Regions from separate parts of the Homo sapiens genome. Here region 2 is linked to region 1. A link is an interaction called in ENCODE POLR2A ChIA-PET data of the cell type or tissue named here. Cell type or tissue: IMR-90. All regions are shown on one strand. Links, peaks and the distances in the headings refer to the core of each region. The heading gives the core; the rest is flanking DNA.

What was found. ChIA-PET counts read pairs that join two places held together with the same protein. Peaks named below come from ENCODE experiments on the same cell type or tissue, not always from the same donor. Only the 100,000 strongest peaks of a DNase experiment are listed, where the experiment ranks them.
Region 2: POLR2A ChIA-PET joins it to region 1 with 6 read pairs; 2 of 35 experiments call an interaction of 5 or more read pairs at or near these places.

What each region holds. Positions count from the first base shown.
Region 1 is chr2:235,485,090-235,489,486 of GRCh38, forward strand. No RefSeq gene overlaps it. Among named protein-coding and RNA genes, the nearest start is that of AGAP1, 6.8 kb to the right of the region's middle. In IMR-90, for the core only: no CTCF peak of the experiment used is centred there; no DNase peak of the experiment used is centred there; H3K27me3 peaks cover 1,124 bases.
Region 2 is chr2:235,268,636-235,273,032 of GRCh38, forward strand. LOC105373940 (a long non-coding RNA gene) reads left to right here and starts at 1,982. Exons shown (of 3, transcript XR_924009.1): 1 at 1,982-2,225; 2 at 3,492-3,670. In IMR-90, for the core only: no CTCF peak of the experiment used is centred there; a DNase peak (open chromatin) is centred at 2,576; H3K27ac peaks cover 962 bases.

The DNA.
Region 1 (4,397 bases), core at 66-4,065:
GTCCATGTCCTCATATCTAGAACCTATGGGTATGTGACCGTACATAACAAAGGGGAATTCAGGTTGCAGATGGCCTTGAGATGGGAAGATCACCCTGGATTATTTAGGTGGGCTCTGTATCATCACAGGGGTCCTGAAAAGTGGGAGAGGGAGGCAAAGGAGAGTGATGTGATGCGAAAACAACTCACCTTTGCTGGCTTTGAAATAGAGGGAGGGAGGGGCCACCACCAAGGAATGCAGGTGGCCTGTAGAATCTGGGCAAGGCAAGGAAACAGATCCTCCCAGAGCCCACAGAAATGAACGCAGCCCTGCCAGCACCTTGGGTTTGGCCTGGTGAGCTCTGCATCAGAGTTCTGACCTACAGAATTGTAAGATAATGCCTGTGTGTCTAAGCCACTCGGCAGCAATAGAAAACTCATAATATTTTAGAAGATGAGTCATGGCCATCAGATAAGGGCTGCCTGGAGATGACAAGCAGAACCAGCATGGGGACTGGACTCTCTCTCAAGGGGTCCCTTATTCAAGATAAACATGTGGCCCTTTCAACATACGATACTTGGTAAATGACGACTCAAGGAATAAAGATGTCGTGCATTTGTAAGCTCTCTCACACACATGCCAGAATTCTCATGTATTCTCACAGGGTTCCAGGAATGCTATAAGTATCTATAACAGTAGAATGAATTACTCCAACATTTAGTGGCTTAAAACAATGACAATCATTTATTACTTCTCAGAGTTTCTGTGGGTCAGGAATACTGACAAGGCTCAGAGGGGCCAGCTTGTTTCATTCCACCGTATCTAGGGTATCAGCTGGGAGACCCTAAGCATAAGAGATGGAATCATCTGAAGGATCTTTTATTTACATACAGGCTTTCCATGTGGCTTGGGCTTCCTCACAACATGGTGGCCTAGGGCAAGTGGGTGGGCGTAGGGGAGAAGAAACAAGTAGAAGCTGTAGAGCTTTTTATGAGCCAGCCTCAGAAATCCTGCCTCATTACTTTTGCTGCATTCTGTGGTTGGAGAAATTACACATATAGAAAACATGGACACCACCTTTCTATTGCTTCCCATAAAAAAAAAAAAAAGGAGTAAAACTGATCTGGATTCAAATCCTAGCTCAGTCATTTCTTTGCTGTGTGAATTAGGAAAGTTGACTAGAGCTCTTTGAACAGTAATAATAGAATGTTTTAGGTGTAATAATTTATCTTTTGCACATAATAAAATGGAGGCTTAAAGAGCTTCTTGGCTCCCTGCTGGAATAACATCTTCAGCTGACAAAGCATAGCATGCATATCTTATTGATGTTCACTGCCACCCTGTGAGACATCATTGCTGTCTTCAGTGAGCCAAAGAACTGAATGAGGCACTCAATTTCAGCCTAATGACTTACATGGCCAAAGATGGTGTGACAGACTGAACTAGTAGCTGGCTCTGCACTACCTCCCAGAAATGGGATTATACACCTACAATTTTGCCACATAACTTTGCAGGGCCCTCTGCTGTGGTGGTGTGTGTGTCCCTTCCTGACTCTGGGCTCAGTCTTGTGACTTGCCTTGTCCAAGGGGATATCAGTGGACATGAAGGGTGCAGCCGCTTGGAATGTGCTTGCACACTTGCACACTGGGGTTTCTTTTCTTGCACTTCTGCCATCACTAAGATGCCTGGTCTAGCCTGGTGGTGCCAGTAGGAGAATGAGAGCTCCATAGGGTAGAGCTGAAAAGCCCAGCAGAGCCCACCCTAGATTTGCTGGCTCACAGCTGGCCCTAAAAGGGTGAGCAAAGTGAATGCTTGAAGTTGTGTGCTGCTGAGATTTTGTGAGTGTTTGTTATGCAGCATTTTTGTGGGCAAAGCTAACTGATACAGATTGCTGGTAAGACCAATACATAGTCGAATGGCCAAACTACAAACTACAAACACAATCTGGGTATATCTGGTCTTCACTGCAGAGTTATTTCACCAAAGAAGGGCAAAAAGCAAGAAAAGGAAATTTGATCTGTGGCATTTCTGGATTATTTCTCCTTGTTCTTGCCCTCCTCTCCTCCCCCATATACCCCTCCGACCCTCACCTAGGAGCCCAAAGCCTTTATGAGGCACTGATTAACCAAAGCTCCCACTGCTGGCTTCACAAAGACCTGCTGCTGATCCCATGCTATATGAATCAAGCTCTGTCATATTACAGTCCACAAGCATATCAAATAAAAATCTCATGAAGCTCTTTATCCAAGTATGGGAAGGATACTAATGAAATTGTTTCAAGTTCAGGCAAATGGATAAAGCACACAAAAGTCTAGAGACACATAATGTTTCATACATTTCCTAAAACACTTCTTAGAGCTAGTTGAAGTGGAAGAGCTTTGTAGCTGTGCGTAAGGTCTGCAGCCATGGGGGGTTGAGGAGCATTTTGATGTTTAAAGTGATGGCTGTGCCCGGGTACAGTGCCTTACGCCTGTAGTCCCAGCGCTTTTGGAGGCTGAGGTGGGCAGATTACTTGAGCCCAGGAGTTCAAGACCAGCTTGGGCAACATGGCAAAATCCCATCTCTACAAAAAATACAAAAAATAGCCCAGCAAGGTGGCATGTGCCTGTAGTCCCAGTTACTCAGAAGGCTGAGGCAGAAGGGTCAATTGAGCCCAGAAAGTTGAGACTGCAGTGAGCTGTGTTCGTACCACTGCACTCCAGCCTGGGCAACAGAGTGAGAACCTGTCTAAAATAAATAAATAAATAAAATCAAGTGATCACTGTAAAGTTATTCCTATGAAGCTCACAACTCCTACTGCTGTGCATTAGGAGTACAGGACTATGCTGGTCACTGGCAGAACTGTCTTTAATTCACACTTTTAATTAGGCATTACCAGAATTGTTCATCCAGCTCTTGCTCAGCCAGTGAATGTTCATGTGTGTGAGCTCTGTGTTCATGTGTATGAATCATCATGGCTGCCTTCATCCACAGATATTCTCACTTATTCTTTTTTCTTTCTCTTTCTTTCTTTCTTTCTTTCTTTCTTTCTGTCTGTTGTCTGTCTGTCTGTCTTTCCTTCTTTTTTTTTTTTTTTTGAGACGGAGTCTCGCTCTGTCGCCCAGGCTGGAGTGCAGTGGCGGGATCTCGGCTCACTGCAAGCTCCGCCTCTCGGGTTCACGCCATTCTCCTGCCTCAGCCTCCCAAGTAGCTGGGACTACAGGCGCCCGCCACTACGCCCGGCTAATTTTTTGTATTTTTAGTAGAGACGGGGTTTCACCGTTTCAGCTGGGATGGTCTCGATCTCCTGACCTCGTGATCCGCCCGCCTCGGCCTCCCAAAGTGTCCTTCTTTTTTAAGACAGAATCTCACTCTGCCACCCAGGCTGGAGAGCAGTGGTGCAATCTTGGCTCACTGCAACCTCCACCTCCTGGGTTCAAGTGATTCTCCTGCCTCAGCTTCCTGAGTAGCTGGGACTACAGGCATGCACAACCATGCCCAGCTGATTTTTTTTTTTTTTTTTTTTTTTTTTTGAGACGGAGTCTCGCTCTGTCGCTCAGGCTGGAGTGCAGTGGCGGGATCTCGGCTCACTGCAAGCTCCGCCTCTCGGGTTCACGCCATTCTCCTGCCTCAGCCTCCCAAGTAGCTGGGACTACAGGCGCCCGCCACTACGCCCGGCTAATTTTTTGTATTTTTAGTAGAGACGGGGTTTCACCGTTTCAGCCGGGATGGTCTCGATCTCCTGACCTCGTGATCCGCCCGCCTCGGCCTCCCAAAGTGCTGGGATTACAGGCGTGAGCCACCGCGCCCGGCCTGATTTTTGTATTTTTAGTAGAGACAGGGTTTCACCACGTTGGCCAGGCTGGTCTTGAACTCCTGACCTCAGACGATCCACCCACCTCGCCCTCCCAAAGTGCTGGGATTATAGGTGCGAGCCACCGTGCCTGGCCTCTCACTTATTCTTTGTTTGCAGTCTCAGATTGGATTCAGAAATTGAACGCTAGAAGCAGTGTTTCTTCAAGAGATAATCCCCTGGAATGCAAGCTCACTAAAGGCAAGCTTCATCTTTCACCTCTGTATCCCTAGAACATATCACCCTGCCTAGGATACAGTAGATGATCAATACAGATTTGTTGAATGAATAAATAAGTGACAGAATAAATGAACAAATGAATGGGCTGATCATTCAAACCATCTTTGATATTTCTGGGACAGAAGACGTTCACTACTTTAAGGCTTGGCTTGCTCTCACAGTGGAGTTTTCACTCAGAGCTTATAAGTGCCTGGAAGGACCGTCTCACACACACACACACACACACACACACACACACACACACACACACACACGGCTAGAATTCTTGGCTCTATTCACAGAAGATAAATCTGCAGCACATTCCTGGTAAATGTCACTGGGTCCCATGTTGCTGGAGAAACTTCCA
Region 2 (4,397 bases), core at 171-4,170, 220 kb before region 1:
CCGATTTTTAACCTAATGGATGACCCCATCGGCCTCCTTGAGGCCTGGGTCCAGAATTGGAGACTCTCAAAGGGAAGTTGCTACAGTTTATGATGGCAGGAAATCTGTTTACATTCTGAGTCTAAAGAGGAAAATGTAGGCATTCTTTCAACTTCCTGTTACAAAATGCTTCATACCAAAAATTCTTGCCTCCTCCGAAGTCACTGAAGGGTTACAGAGAGATCTCCTAGTTGTTTCTCTGCGTTTCCACTTCTCAGATACTACTTTAAAGGTGGCTTTTCTATGTTTTCAGTTTGTTTTTCTTCTCTTGGCTAAACATATATCCACGATTAACAGATTGTCACTTAGAAGGTTTATATTTATCATCATTATTTATGTTTATTCCTCTTCTGCTTTTATAAACTAACAAATGACATATTTTCTTCCACTGGTTAAAAACTACTTTAAAACTTTATTTCAACCATAATTTAACTTTTGAAATTTTTTACCCTATTTTCTCCAATACCCCTGCTTTGTTTTTAGTTTTCTTTAAATGGACAGCGAACTTTGTGAAAATCAAAATATTGTTTTATAAATAACTCAGTTTCTCCTCCACCCTTAACCAATGAATGGAACTACACAGTATAGTTTTTCTGCTTCTCAGAAGCTAATTACTCTATCTGATGTGTTTAATCTTATTTCTGACTTTTAATAAATCCATTCTTCCCAGGCTCATAAAAACTTCATTAGTTCAACACATTTCTTTTTATCTTGTTGTTGTTATTGTTGTTGGTGTTTTCCAATACAGAATCTCACTCTGTCTCCCAGGCTAAAGTGCAGCGACGTGATCTCAGGTCACTGTAACCTCTGCCTCACAGGCTCAAGTGATTCTCATGCCCCAGCCTCCCGAGTAGCTAGGACTACAGGCGTGCACCAGCGTACCTGGCTAATTTTTGTATTTTTAGTATAGATGCGGTTCTGCCAGGTTAGCCAGATTGGTCTTGAACTCCTGGCCTCAAGTGATCCACCTGCCTTGGCCTCCCAAAGTGCTGGGATTACAGGTGTGAGCCACTGCACCCTGCCTACATTTCTTTTTAAATGCCGCACCTTGGAAGCACCATAGTGGTTTTGTCCTTGCATGTGCGAATCCAGTTTTGGGCATTGCTAAGTGGATACACCTGCTGAATAATCACTTGATCTTTCCAGTGGCACCCACCAAAGACTCATCTTAAGATCCTGTAAAAGATGCACCCAGTGGAACTTGGTACTAAAAGACAATGGAAGCTCTTTTCAATCCTAGGGTTCTAGTGGTCTACAAAATGCCTTACTATCCAAATTTAACTGACATTTTTCTTTGCCACAGAGTATGTCAACAATCCATTCATTCATGGTCAAATATTGTAAACTTTTTAAGGTATGCAGCACTTAATTTTTCTCCAGAAAGAGTGAGAAGATAATATTCAACTAAAAACATAAAATCTCAGCTTGGAAATGGAGAAATATCTTCCTAGGCCTGGGTAAATCCAGCAAGGTAAATCAGAGAATTGAAAAATAGGACATTTGGGAGTTTTGCCCATGACTTGAGCAATTCTCTGTCTGCCAGAGTAGAATTTGGAGGGTGTGGTACCAAGTTCGTGTGTGGTTGGTCTCGGCATCATGGGGGGAGTATGCCTTCATAACAGCCAACGGGGGGTCTCTCCACAACTCCAAGCCCAGCAACTTGTAATCTAGTTTTGACAGTCAAAAGGTATTCAGTGAATGGATGATTAAATGAATAATAGCCTGGTAGAACAAGACTAACATGTCTCTATATGTGTGTGCCTTGACCTCCGTTACAGAGTCCTAGAGTCTATATTTTCTCCCCCTGTGGGAGACAAAGAAACTGAGACTGAAACAGTTCTACAACTTGCTGATGTCACACAGGGACAAGGCTCTATTTTCTGACCCCTGGGCTTTTTTTTCAACAACTGTATTCCATTTCTGAGTCAAAGGGAGTGCAGACTAGAACACGCATCCCAGTTCTCTCGCTGGAGCAGAAGCTCCTATTCCACCCACACCAACTCTTTCTTCATCTGTACGATGGGATAATGTGCCGTTTCCCCTACCTCACTAGAGATAGAGGAGGGGGATCCTCTAATGAGACAGCAGGGAGAATTATTTGAAAAACTAAACCAACATTTAAGGCCAGCTGCTGCTATTATTTTACTAGCAGCTTCTTCTTTTGTGCCAACTTAAAGCTACTTAAGGTAATATTTCCTTCCTACTTTTGATACAACTGGGTCTTTATTAGGAACGCTTCCTCCTGGGAGAAAAAGGAATTCCTCTGAATTCTTTGTTTCATGTTTAAAAAACCCGGGCAATGGAAAGAATATAGTTTGACCAGTGAGGATTAACTTCTAGAGATGTTGTACCATAACCTGGAATGCCAGAGAAATTGTAAAACAAAAGCTGTGGGTGTCTGCAACACTGCCGCAACCTCAGTGGCCAGCCGCAGAAAGAGAAAGAGCCTTGAAGGAAGTTAGATTTTGGTCACAGGTAACCACAAAGAACTAGTTATCACACATTGCCACATGGGTTGTAATACATCTATTAAGAAGCAGATTTTCTTTGGGGTTTGTGAGTCATCGTTCAGAATCTTAGTTCTGCTTGAGAACATGTGAACTGAAATGATCTATTTCTGTGTTATTCCTTTTTTCTCTTTTCTATCTTCATTTATTTTTTAAATTTATTTTATTTGTAGCATTCTTAAAACTCTGTAAGAATGGAGCCCAGGAGAGGGATTTTCTTTACTTCATTCCTAAGCCTTCAGATTCCTTTGTCTTAGCTTATTGTTGCCAGCTATTAGTTTGGAAAGCCTAAGACCTTCCATGAGAATTGTGTAGCCCCTGAACCCATTTCTCACCCATCAGATTGGCAAAAATTTACAAGCCTGACAATACACTCTGTTGACAAAATTGTGGGGAAACAAACATTCCTACCATGCATTGCTAGTGGGAAGGCAAATGTAAGTATTCATCTTGTTCAAAGAGATCCCTGCAGAAATGCCCCAAATAATGCTTGACCAAGTATCTGGGCACCCTGTGTGGTACAGCCAAGTTGACACAGAAAATTAATTATCACAGCTATGATACTTAATCATAGCTGATTAATGACTGTTGTGACCCCTATGAAAAAGAATTTGGCAATATCCAAATTCTGTGTGCAACCCCTATGTAAAAGAATTTGGCAATATCCAAAAGATCTACCTAATGCATCTGGGCTTTGACTCAGCAACTCCTAGGAATTTATCCCAAGATTTACCTCCAACAATATGAAAATACAGATGCACAAGGTTATTCACTGAAGCATTGTTTCTAATAGCAAGACATTGGAAACTACCAAAATGTCCAAGCAAAAACAAATCTATTGAACCCAGGAAATTGGTTCAGTAAACTCTGGCACATACATACAATAGAATAATAAGCAGCTATACAAAGAATGAGCCACATGCATGTATTTCCTCATTCTTTCAGCTAAGAGAGCCTAGAAACAATGACACTCCAGGAACAATGATCACTCGCTACTGCCAGATCTTAGTTTCCAATCCCACTATTCAGTGAAAGGAATCAGGGCTCCTTGGAGAAATGGCTGATTCTAGGACTGGAGCAGGAAATATAGAAGACAAGCCTAGAACTTCTTATAGTACCAGAAGGTAAGGAAGCTCAAACAACACACGCATGCACACACACGCACATACATGCACACATGCACATGCATGCAAGCACACACACTACAACAACAGGAAACATCAAAGGGACACAGGAGCCAATGGAAAGAGCTCCCAATGACCCAAGCTAGGATAATTTGAGAAGAAAATACAGTGATATTGGACTATAACCCAAGTATAAAATAAATGTCCATGAATTCATAAAGGTACAAATAAACGATTGAATGGGTAAATAAAGTAATGGGTGTGGTGGCTCACGCCTGTAATCCCAGCACTTTGGGAGGCTGAGGTGGGTGGATCACTTGAGGCCAGGACTTCGAGACCAGCCTGACCAACATGGAGAAACCCCGTCTCTACTAAAAATACAAAATTACCTGGGCATGGTGGCACACACCTGTAATCCCAGCTACCTGGAAGACTGGGGCAGGAGAATTGCTTGAACCCAGGAGGCAGAGGTTGCAGTGAGCCGGGATTACGCCACTGCACTCCAGCCTGGGCAACAAGAGTGAAACTCCGGCTCAAAAAATAAATAAATTAATTAATTAATAATAAATAAATGAGTATAGACAAATCTTCTGAGATGAATTCCAAATGATTTGTATAAATATTTTGCCCTCAGATGGGAGAAGCATAACTCCTTACTTCTTAAGTATGGGCCACACCTGGTGATTTCCTTCTAAAGAGTCCAGTATTAAAACGGGAGGTGGGGAGT